3 separate regions of the Homo sapiens genome follow, and all the other regions are linked to region 1. The links are chromatin contacts, found by Hi-C or POLR2A ChIA-PET in ENCODE. All regions are on one chromosome and are shown on one strand. The core of a region is the stretch at or near the end of the contact, and the rest is flanking DNA. Distances in the headings are between cores, read along the strand shown.

Region 1 (4,040 bases), core at 917-3,416:
CAACTAACTGACCCAAGATCCCACAATTACTAAGTGGCAGAGTTGGGATTCAAACCAAGACTGACACAGGAACCCACATTCCTAAATTTTTAGCAACAGAAAAATAACCTTTATAATACCCAGTCCTACTTGTCAGAGGCGTTTGACCCAGAGTGCCTCCATCTTGAATAGGGGCTGGGTAAAACAAGGGGGAGACTTACTCGGCTGCATTCCCAGGAGGTTGGGCATTCTTATTACTATTATTATTTTTTTTTTTTTGAGACGGAGTTTCACTCTTGTTGCCCAGGCTGGAGTGCAATGGCGCGATCTTGGCTCACTGCAACCTCCATCTCCGGGTTCAAGCCATTCTCCTCCTCAGCCTCCCGAGTAGCTGGGAGTACAGGCATGCACCACCCCACCCGACTAATTTTGTATTTTTAGTAGAGACAGGGTTTCGCCATGTTGGTCAGGCTGGTCTCAAACTCCTGACCTCAGGTGATCCACCCGCCTCAGCCTCCCAACTGCTGGGATTACAGGCATGAGCCACTGTGCCCTCTGCCTATGGAGTAGCCATTCTTTTATTCCTTTACTTTTTTAATAAACTTGCTTTCACTTTACTGTATGGACTTGCCTCGAATTCTTTCTTGCGTGAGATCCAAGCTCTCCTGGGGTCTGGATGGGGACCCCCTTTTCAGGTAACACTACCTGACCTGTTTTTACAGATGTGCCTGGATTACACAGTTTCACAGGCAGAATTTAAAGAAAATCAACGCTTTCCTTTTCAAAAAGGAGACAAAACAGTTTGCAGCAACACTTAACAAAATCCTCTTCCTTCTCCTATGTTCTGTCCTCACACAGTTGGATTCCAGGGCCTCTAGCAACAACGGTTACCAGTACTCCAGGCCCCACACAAAAAGCCACAAAAGCAGTCACCTTCCTCCGTTACTTTATTTGATAGATGACCCCAGGCTCCCTGTGGCAAAGAAGAATCCTTTCTTTTTCTTTCTTTTTTTTTTTTTTTCCAGAGACGGTCTTGCTCTGTTGCCCAGGCTGGAGCACAGTAGCATGATCATGCCTTATTGCAACCTTGACCTCCCACGTTCAAGCGATCCTTCCGCCTCTCCCTCCTGAGTGGCTGGGACCACAGGCATATGCCACGCCTGGCTAATTGTTTTTGTATTTTTGATAGAGACAGGGTTTTGCCATGTTGCCCAGGATAAGAATGTTTCTTTAGAAATCTGGAAATTGCCTTTAGGTTCCCTTAGGAGTAGGAGAGAAGGCCATGAAGTTTCGCACGTGGTCACTCCTAGAAAATTGCCCTGGGATAGTTTGCTGAGGAGGCAAATTTTGGTCAATACTAGTTTCTCCTCTCCAAAGTCCATCAAAGGCATTGTTCAAAAGAAATGGCCGTACCACTATTTGTAATTGATTCTCTACAGCTTCAAAAATAGTTATCTCTGGTTGGGGGAAGGGCACGTGAACTTTTAAGACTTCGGGCCTTCTCATCACAAAAATGATCCATACTCACAAAAACTTAGAGGCAGAGGGTATGTTAACCTAGATTAAGAATCTCTAGGCCGAGTGCGGTGGCTCACTCCTGTAATCGCAGCACTTTGGGAGGCCGAGGTGGGTGGATCACCTGAGGTCAGGAGTTCGAGACCAGCCTGACCAACATGGAGAAACCCCGTCTCTACTAAAAATACAAAATTAGCCAGGTGTGGTGGCACATGCCTGTAATCCCAGCTACTTGGGAGACTGAGGCAGGAGAATCGCTTGAACCTGGGAGGTGGAAGTTGCCGTGAGCCGAGATCGCGCCATTGCACTCCAGCCTGGGCAACAGGAGCGAAACTCCATCTCAAAACAAAAAAAAAAAGAATCCCTAACGCAGAGGAAAAGATTGGTGAGCTTTGTTTAATCACACACGCTGTACATTTTCCACGCCCTCCCCCTCTGCCCTACAGGAATCCGCTGTACTTCTGACGGCCCATAGGTGGCACTGTAGGGACAGGTAAGTGCACAGGGAGCGCCACCCGGAGAGGCTGATAGGAGGCGGAGCTTCAATGCGACACAACGTGGCGGGAGGAGCCTAAGGGACGAGGAAAGGCGAGTGTTCTGCTTGCGCAGACGCAAGGCTGGGCACTCCCCCGGGAGTGAGGGTTGCTGGGCCTGATGACGTGGCTTGGCAACGTCCCTACCGCCGCTGCTTCCCGGGAACCTGGCGCCGCCGGAACTGATCGCGGCCTAGTCCCGACGCGTGTGTGCTAGTGAGCCGGAGCCGGCGACGGCGGCAGTGGCGGCCCGGCCTGCAGGAGCCCGACGGGGTCTCTGCCATGGGGGAGTGACGCGCCTGCACCCGCTGTTCCGCGGCAGCGGCGAGACATGAGGAGACCCCGCGACAGGGGCAGCGGCGGCGGCTCGTGAGCCCCGGGATGGAGGAGAAATACGGCGGGGACGTGCTGGCCGGCCCCGGCGGCGGCGGCGGCCTTGGGCCGGTGGACGTACCCAGCGCTCGGTAAGGGACCGATCCGGAAGGCAGCGACCGGCCGGGTCGCTCAGGATGCACTTTCTCCGGCCTCCCTCCGGTCTCCGCTGACAGCCCGGGACGTCCCGGGGTCGGCGCGCCCTCTCCCCCTGCCTGCCTCCCTGCGCGCAGGCTGCCTCCGGGCTCCCCGGGCTCTTCGGGTGCCTGCTGCAGAAGGAAGGCGCTAAAGCCAAAAAGCTTCTGCTTGAATTTCTGGGTTACAAGGCAGACAGTCAGTCTTAGAACTGCCCGCCAGTTCACGTGAGAGGTTTTTCTGATCTGTGAGAAGCCTTTCTCTTGGCTGTTTCTCCCTGAAATAGTCTGGCGACTACTTAACCTTTCTGACGTTTCCCTGCATAAATTAGGGGAAGGTGTCACCATCAGCTCTCTTCAGGCGACGAAACCAAAGTACATACGTGAACTTGGATGTTCAGGGGAACTTGGATGTTCAGATTAACTGAGCACATCGAGGGTCCAGCCCCGTTTTCTTTTTTTATTTTGTTCTTAAATAAGAAATGTGTCCTCGTTGTCAAAAAAAAATCTAAACAGCAAAGCAATTCATAGAGTAAAAAGTGAAAATTCCCACTTCCTCTCTTCAATTCTCCCACCAACCCGAAAAGTAAGGGACCAACAGGTGCAGCGACCACTTTCTAGTGTATCCTTCCTAAGTTCTGAGATAGTGTCGAAAATGCACAAAATACAGCCCTGCAATTTGGCTGGAACTGGTGTTCTTTGCCTCCATTTTTAACGAGTTCTTCCCATTCTGGAATAAATACTTCTTTGATATTTAAAGAAAGTGATAAATGTGATAAATTCTTTAGAACTGTAGTAATAGCATTATAACGTAACTTTTTTTTTTTTTTTTTTTTTTGAGACGGAGTTTCGCTCTTGTTCCCAGGCTGGAGTGCAATGGCGCGATCTCGGCTCACGACAACCTCCGCTTCCCGGGTTCAAAAGATTCTCCTGCCTCAGCCTCCCGAGGAGCTGGGATTATAGACATACTCCACCACGCCTGGCTAATGTTTTGTATTTTTAGTAGAGACGAGGTTTCTCCATGTTGGTGTGGCTGGTCTTGAGCTCCCGACCTCGTGATCGGCCTGCCTCGGTCTTCCAAAGTGCCGGGATTACAGGCATGAGCCACCGCGCCCGCCCAACATAAGCATTTGTTATGAAAAGGGAAGAACACCACATAGGACAGAACTTAAACCAACTGCATTTTTGTAGCATAAATTTAATTTTCTAATCTATTTTGAGCATCTCATTTTGTAAATAACAGCATATCAGATGTTAATTCTTGAGACATGACAACTAAATGCAATAGGCAATTCTGGTCTGATTTGGTAGTAGGGGAAAAGTGCTTTAAAGGATGTTACTGGGTCAATTGACAAAACTGGACTATGGACAGTAGATTAAATAAAAGTTTCATATCAGGCCGGTCGCAGTGGCTCACACCTGTAATCCCAACACTTTGGGAGGCCAAGGCAGGTGGATCATCTGAGGTCAGGGGTTCGAGACCAGCCTGGCCAACATGGTGAGACCC
Region 2 (4,040 bases), core at 535-3,034, 760 kb before region 1:
GAGCGGGAGCTAAATGATGAGAACACATGGGTACATAGAGGGGAACAACACACATTGGGACCTTTCAGAGGGCGGAGGGTAGGAGGAGGGAGGGGATTAGGAAAAATAACTGATGGGTACTAGGCTTAACACCTGGGTGATGAAATAATCTGTACAACAAACCCCCATGGCATTAGTTTACCTGTATAACAAACCTGCACATGTATCCCTGAACTAAAAATAAAAGTTAAATTAAAAAAGGAAACCTTTGTTTATCAATTGTTGATTTCCCCACCCCTCTTTTGACCCAGTCTTGCCTATACTACCTTCTCAAATAGAGCCCAGCTTGGGAAGATAATCAAACATCTTTATTATGTTGACCTCCTTGGGAGGAAAGAGTTCAATAAAAACAGTTGAAACTGTTTAATTTTGATTCTGTGTTTTATCACTATGGTTTGTGATTCTATTCTGATATTCTTTGTTGACAGAACCCTCAGATATACAGCCTATTGCAAAGTTATTATTTTTGATATCAGAAGGGTTTCTATTTGAAACATTGTCTATTTACATTCTTTAGCTTAAAATAGTCCGAAGTGTCATTATTATGTCTTCATGTTTCTAATACAATTTTATGATGTTATATCAATATTGACAAGTCCCCACGAAGTATTTTTGCCCTCTCTGGCTTTTGGGAAAGTGTATTATGATAATGACTGAGATCATATTTATAAATGATGCCAGTATATCTTTCCTCAATATGAGAAGGAAGATAGCGTGTGCATGGAATTAAGTGCTTGGCATTGCGCAAGAATAATCTGCCCACATTACAGCAATAGTTCTCACGCTTTCTCCTCACAACTTTCTCATTACAGTGTCATGGTTCAACCCACAACTTCTGATTTTATACTGGCCCCCAGAAGAAAACCATGCCCCTAGTCAAGGCCATTCCTGTGGGACTATAGGACCCAGAATATGTTATACTACACAAGCTCCTTCATTTTCTCCTCGCATTATTATTGAGATAAATCCTAGTTACAGTAAATAATATCAAGGACAATATGCAGGAGGAAATTCATAAAAACTCATTCTGACAGTGTGTAAAAGGGAAGGAGAGTGGTTTGCTGCCAGTCATGGTCATATCACAACTCTATTGCCTGCTGTGTGTTCATGAATTTATAGTAAAGCCAAGGAAAGTATAGAGGGTGGTTTATTTGCGTATTTTTGAAAGCAAACATACCAGAACTTGTACATTTATATCAATGTGTTCTTAAAAGCAGTCACATTATCAACTTGAGCACTAATCCCAAAATCTTATCATTGCTTATATATTTGTTACCTCTTTTTCAAAATTGCCATCAGGATAGTGTATAATAATGTATCAAGCACATTGGGGCATTTTGAGAAAAACAGTGGGTGTTATAATAAATTACATTGAGATAATCATAAAAAACCCAGACTGGGTGGCAAGGATGGGTGGACACTTTGCTCTACAGTCATGTAAGAAAATCAGTTTTCTTCCTTTTTTGACCAGAAATGTTGTGATTCAGTTGGTAGCTTCTTTTATGAGACTTGACTTGTAATTACCTTTGGTTATCTTCAAAATAAAACTTTTCTCAAAAGGTGATTTCTCTGCTCTGATGATAGTCAAAAGAATGTGCTTTTGGTTTTAATATAATTCCAGAAATATTTTCATCAAAAGCAGCATCTTTGTTATAACATCAGTTCCAAAGGGAAAGCATTCTGGCTGCACCTGGTCTATTGTACATGACTTATACACACACATACACACACACACACACACACATGTGACACATATCCTGGGCTTGAACACCTCCAGGCTTATTTTGAGCCAGCTGTCAGGGCCACCTCCTTGCCCTCCAGCCAACTCTCCTCCCTCTAGTGATGGTTCTAATTTCCCTTATCCCAGAGACAGCTCTTCTTTTGGCATGTAGCCTAGACATCATTGCTTCTAACTCCTCCCTGGACTTTTGCAGTACTTTCTCGCCTTTCTCTTAGTTATCACTATAGATCTTAAAGCTTTCAAACTATGAACTTGTGAGGGAGTACATACAAGGGCCAGGCCTTGCAGGCAGAGGCCAACTCCTCCATATGCAACCTGAACAAAGCTGGGCTCCCTTAGGGTCAGTCTCAGCAAGCGTTGTATCCAAAATAAAGACAAATCTGACTCCAAAAAGACCTCAAAGAGTAAAGGAGGAAAATAAAATTCTACTGTAGATGTATTGCCCAGAGAGCTCTCACATGAGAGCACCAATAGAAAGATGTATATATATGGATATCAACTGCAATATTGTTTTAGTAACTGTGACAGGCAAAATAATGGCTTCCCCAAAGAAGTTCATATTCTTATCCCCAGAACCTGTGAATGTGTTATGTTACATGACAAAGAGGAGATACAGCTGCTGGGGGAATGAAGCTTACCAAATCAGCTGACCTTAAAAGAGGAAGATCATCTGAGTCAGCCCAATGTAACCACAATTGTCCAACTTAAAAGTGAACAAGGAAAGCAAAAGGGGAGGGTCAGAGAAAAAGATCTGATGATGGAAGTAGAGTCAGGGAGCTGTCATGCTGTTGCCTTTGAAGATGGAGGAAGGGGAGCATAGGACGAGGAATGAGAACAATCTCTAGAAGTTGGAAAAGACAAAATAAAAAGGATTTTTTCCTAGCACCTCCAGAAAGAAATGTAGCCCTGCCAATACCTTGATTTTAGCCTAGTGAGACCTATATTGGACTTTGGAACTACAGAGCTGCAACATAATAAATGTGTGCTGTTTAAGCCACTAAGGTTGTGATAATTTGTTCTGGCAGTAATGGAAAACAAATATAGTATCTTAGCCCAATAGAGGAATAGATAATATGTGTAGTATTTATTGAAGACATGCAGTATAGCAATTAAGAACGAATAAGCTAAGACGGAAAGTAAAATAGAGGTTACCAGGGGCTAGAGAAATGGAGTAATAGGGAGTTACTTTTTAGTGGATACAGGGTTTCTGTTTAGGGGAAGTGAAAGTTCTCAAAGTAGATAGTGGTGATGATTACATAATGTGAATGCCTATAATGCCGCTGAAATGTACACTTAAAATGATTAAAATGATAAACTTTATGTATCTTACACCATAATAAAAATGAGAAAACAAATGTGCTAGAGCCCTATTTCTTGCTACGGATAAATATTAAAAGTATAAATTATAGAATGGTAATTGAGCTCCACGGTGTTGTTGACACTGCTGGCCCATGGACCATACTTGCAGTAAAGAGGCTTGACAAAGTGAGGGTTGGGTAAGTATGGGAAGGGCTCATAGGAGCCTAAAATTTCAATTTCATATATTTTCCCTGTATTCCTTCTCACGCACATCATCTGCCACTCAGTGACCTGAACAAATACCCATTGTGGCCTCTCAGTCTCTGATTTTCATCACTTCCTTGAAACTTACTTTCTATACTTGCAAATTAAATCTAAACATAGTGTTAGGCTCTGTATCAAAGGGAAGCAGATGTTATCAATAGAACATTTACCGTAATAAACTCAGGTTGTCAGGAGGTTAGATTTTATATTCTGATGATATTTATAATGCTGCATCTAAAAAGAAAAGAATTGAAAAGGTGAAAATTATTGCATTCAATAGCATATTTATTAGTATTTTTATAACAGTTAACTGCCATTCATGTAGAGGTGTTATTAAAATAATCTATTTGCCCCATCACTGTTCTTTGCACTAAAGCTCTAAGAGAAGAATTTCTTGTTTCCGATGGTCTTAGTACTAAGCCAAAGCCAGGCCCAGAGGAAATGACTTACCAAGTGATTCAGGAAACCCCAGTAAATGGTAACTCATTTCCTCATCTCAACCAGCTGAGCTGCTGTGACCTGAAGCTGTTGGCCATTTCTGTCCAAAGGATGAAATTTACAGGAGGACAGATTTCACCTCACCATAAGGAAAAGTTCTGAAACAATGGCTTCTATATTAATGTAGATACTATTATTATCCCCATTTTAGAGATGAAAAAAACCAAGGCACAGAGAGGTTTAAGAAACTTTCCCAGGG
Region 3 (4,040 bases), core at 500-2,999, 640 kb before region 1:
CATTTCCCCTCACCCTACATTGCACGTAGCCTCACATCCAGAAGGTATTACAGTACCCATGACAAGCTTTAAGCACCTATATCTTGCTTTGATGTGCACAAGACATTTCTGCTGAGAATTGCAAGGTCTCTTGTTTGTTTATAGCAAAGTTTGAAGACGCCAAGGGTGTTTATTTGTTTGGTTTAGGCTCAGGTTTGCTTGTGTGTTTTTTTCAGACGTACTGTAGGGCAATATTTTTCCATTTTGGGACTAAGACTTATTTGCCTATTAAGAGACTATTACATGCAGACTTTTAATTTATGTACTTAGTGCATATAATGTTCCTAAAGTCTCAGGGAAGTTAATCAAGAAAAAGTCAAGGGCAGGCTTCAGGAACTAGAATGTAGTCATTCAGGAAGGCCGTCTCTCCCTCTAGAATGACACTTTGTTGGGACGTGGCTGAGCCACAGGGTCTGGGGCCAGTGATGGCCACCTCAGTATCAGAACAAAAAGCAGCTCTAAGGAAAGATGTGGCACTCTTCCAGGACATCCAAGCCCTGCCTCCTGCAATCCAACAACCTCGTTTTACTCTCTGTGTGGACATTACTACCAAAGAGGTCATAGAAGCTTCCTGACCTCATTTCTCTAAAGCAAAGGAAGGATCTCACCTGCTATCTAGACCAGAAACGTCCTTCCTAGGGATGCTTAGAGGACTCAGAAGAGTTTCAGAATAAGTTCTGGAAAGAGTTCTGGAAGATGTTGGGGCGTCCTGAGAGATATGTACCCCTTCAACAGGGGGCTGAAGATCTCATGGTAGTGCCTCCCCATCATTCACCTGCTCTCCTCCCCCTGACCACTATATGCCATCCCTAGGGTTCTATAAGCCACAAACCAGGTGGAGGGACCAACTACAGGTCAAGAGAAGCTCCAGATCTGGGGCTAATAAATTGATTTAGGGGTTTCACAATTGTTGATATACTCTAGGACAGTGATTCTTCCTCCTCCTCCTCCTTCTCCTTCTTCTACTTTTTCTTCTTCCTCTTCCTCTTCCTCTTTCCTTCTCACATGGATACAGATGTAAATTGAAGAACACTTTTCCTAAATCACTAATTTTCTCATATCCACATTCTGATTAGATATCGCATGGCAGGGACCTTTCTCCAAGCCCTAAGAATGAATAGAAATCTAGATTCCCTCAGAGTCCAGCTCAGGAGACAGCACTGCTTACCCAGACTCAGTGGCCCTGACCCAAAGAATACTCAGCTTTTGTTCCAATGGAACCAGTATCCCCCTTTCCTTGCCCTGGCCCACTGCACACCAGGTCTTAGAGAAAACAGGTAGATTGATTTCCCCATAGCGGAGCTGCTGGGAGAAACTCTAAGCCATGCTTCAGTGAATGGAAGCCTCCATCAGCACCACATCTCCCTTGAGAAGCATCTGGAATGATCTTAGTTATTGTCTTTAGCTATATCCAAGCTGTGGCCTTACCTGACTCCTCAACTTCTATCCTTCTGAGCCCAGCCTGGTGGCCATACCCACCTCAACAATCAGTGCCAACCCAAGTTCCCCCTTCTGACCCATCCCATCTTTCCTTTCCTAGGGCCGCTCTCAGCCTTCGCTTCTGATTTCATATACCCAGCCAAGCCTTTGTCTAGCCCACCATAGCTGATTATTCAGGCTGAACATATATCCACTGGCTCAATCCAGGCCTATGCCCATCAGGAAGGCCTAACCCCATCCGAGGCCCTTGTGCTGGCGCAGAGCCTCCAGTGTCTGTTGCACAATTTGGGCACCACAGGGAACACATGACTGGCATCCACAAAGACAAAGATGGAAAATATGAGCCATCCATTTGGCAACAATGTTGGCATCTTCCTAAATTCGTGCTGCCAAGCTCTGACCAGAAAGATCTTGGCCTGTTTACTGCCTGATGCAGTCAGTCCAGACTCAGGGTGGCTCAGGTCATGGTGATAGAGCCAGCTATAATGAGATTTAGACATGCAAGAAAAAGACAGAGAAAGGGATCCAGACTCCATATCAGACACAAGCTAAAGGGAACACTAGAAAACCTTCATGAAATCAAAGAGGGAAGGTTTTTAAAATTTAGTAATTGGCCAAAAATAAACGTTACGTTCTGCTTTTCTTTTTTATTTGGTTTTCATAGGAGAAACTGTTTTCTGTCCACATAAAGTGTGTACGATCTTTTTTCCAGAATAAGGGAAGCAGGAAAATAGGTGAAGAATATCAAGTAACTGGAGGATGGTGTGTGTTATAATGGGGGAACAGCTGTGTCATTTGCTGCCTATAAAGTATTATTAATAATTTTGTGGCCAAAATAATTTCATAAGAACTTTAAAGAGAAGACGGAAAGAAAAGAACCAGTGCATACATTGATCTCATCCTATGCTCCCCCCAAATCTTTCAAGTTAAGTGTTATTTCTCCCACCTTGCCAACTGAGGCAGCCTCAAAAAGGCTAAAGGATTGCTCAAGATTACAAAACTAAAAAGTGATTGAGTTAGGAAAGGATTCCAGTCCACCAGACACAAAAGCTCACAACTGTCAAGGATTGTCATTAATTTAGACAACTGTCTTCTCCCTAAAGTGTATACTAAAAGAAGTTTATCAGCATTCCAAGACGATGTCATCAGAGAGACAGCATGGTCAAGTTACCATTGAAGGAGTCCTTCCAGTCCATTTCCCAAAACTAAGAGTTGAAAGGTGAGTTTTGTAATTGGTTCGCTTTGAATAGATTATTTATTTTAAGCCGCCTGGTCTGATGATGCAATAAGCAGGGGAACAAGCTTGGTTTGAAGATAGATTTCTGATCTTCTGGGAAGTGTTTCTACTTTAATAAGCTTTGATTCCCCAAGGAAATTCCTAAAGGCATTCAGTCACAACCCACTGGGCTGCCAGGTCTCTGTAAATACACACATGCGTGTGTGCACACACACATACAGGAATAGATAATTTTGTAGTCACGACAGAGAATGCTGCTGACAGTAAGCAGAGAGGAAACTATTGGGGGGTAAATTTTTCTTCTTGCAACTTGAATCCAGTGGTAGGGGGTTCACAAATTAAGTGATGATGGACAGATTAAGAGGAGAAAAGATGGCTGGGCATGGTGGCTCACACCTGTAATCCCAGGGAGGCTTAGGCAGGTGGATCACCTGAGGTCAGGAGTTCAAGACCAGCCTGGCCAACATGGTGAAACCCCATCTCTACAAAAAATAAAAAAAAAATTAGCCGGGAGTGGTGGTGCATGCTTGTAATCCCAGCTTCTTGGGAGGCTGAGTCAGGAGAATAACCTAAACCCGGGAGGCAGAGGTTGCAGTGAGCCAAGATCGCACCATTGTACTCCAGCCTGGGCGACAAGAGTGAAACTCCACCCCCCACCCTCCCCCCTCCAAAAAAAGAGGAGAAAAGACATGATTTATTTATACTTACAGGCAGGAATACTCAGTAATAAGTAACTCACCCATTAGCCAGAGGAAAAAAGGTTATATACCAAACTTAACCAAGAAGGAGGGAGAGTGGTTAGGGAAAGTATGGAAGGTTCTACTGGACTTTTTTTTTATGCTAGTGGAAACGGGCAGTCTATTTCCATGTCAGCTGAATTTGTAGGACACTTCCTAGGAGGAGGGTTAGTGGCAGCTGTATTTTCTGGAGACTCTAACTTAATCAGATAAGAGAATTTCAGATAAGATTTCTTTTTGAATCTTCTTTAGCTCCAACATTTTCATTTAAAAATTATCTTTATATCACGTCTAGGGGTCCAAGTGGGTCCCCACATGTCCTTCATCTGAAACTATTCTGGACATTTCACCAAAAAAAAAAAAAAAAGTGAGTTTGATTGCTGTGGAGAGTGATTGATGTTGGAAATTGTGAGGTAAGAGATCTGCAAAGGGACAGAAAAATGAAGATTAAAGGTTGGAACCGAGCAGAACCAATTTCTGAGTATAGAAGGCAGCCAGTCCAGTTGAGAAGTTTTCTAGATGTTGAGTCTGAAGCCTCTTGAGTGAAGATGGTAGTGAGAATGTCACAATAATGGTTATTTGCTGGA

Evidence for each region. A loop is a pair of places that touch in the nucleus more often than their neighbours do. ChIA-PET counts read pairs that join two places held with the same protein, here RNA polymerase II (POLR2A). Pooled maps may share reads with other maps.
Region 2: a pooled map shows a loop between it and region 1 (3-fold over the local background). The contact joins the enhancer-like site here to the promoter of SLC30A5 in region 1. A Hi-C loop is called at or near these places in 4 of 50 pooled maps.
Region 3: a loop to region 1 is called in a pooled map, with 2.1 times the contacts of the local background. The contact joins the enhancer-like site here to the promoter of SLC30A5 in region 1. A Hi-C loop is called at or near these places in 8 of 50 pooled maps. POLR2A ChIA-PET finds 5 or more read pairs at or near these places in 2 of 52 experiments (CD8-positive, alpha-beta memory T cell and naive thymus-derived CD4-positive, alpha-beta T cell).

Annotation. Positions count from the first base shown.
Region 1 is chr5:69,091,848-69,095,887 of GRCh38, forward strand. SLC30A5 (solute carrier family 30 member 5) reads left to right here and starts at 2,167. Exons shown (of 16, transcript NM_022902.5): 1 at 2,167-2,491. The coding sequence starts at 2,409. RefSeq lists silencers at 1,880-1,989, 2,320-2,609, 2,655-2,949 and an enhancer at 2,090-2,189.
Region 2 is chr5:68,328,952-68,332,991 of GRCh38, forward strand. No RefSeq gene overlaps it. Among named protein-coding and RNA genes, the nearest start is that of PIK3R1, 120 kb to the left of the region's middle. Within about 2 kb of position 1,785, at least 2 of the 41 ENCODE cell types and tissues checked have a DNase peak (open chromatin) inside an H3K27ac peak, as active enhancers do.
Region 3 is chr5:68,447,767-68,451,806 of GRCh38, forward strand. All of the region lies in intron 3 of LOC105379013 (a long non-coding RNA gene), which reads right to left. Among named protein-coding and RNA genes, the nearest start is that of PIK3R1, 230 kb to the left of the region's middle. Within about 2 kb of position 1,750, at least 7 of the 41 ENCODE cell types and tissues checked have a DNase peak (open chromatin) inside an H3K27ac peak, as active enhancers do.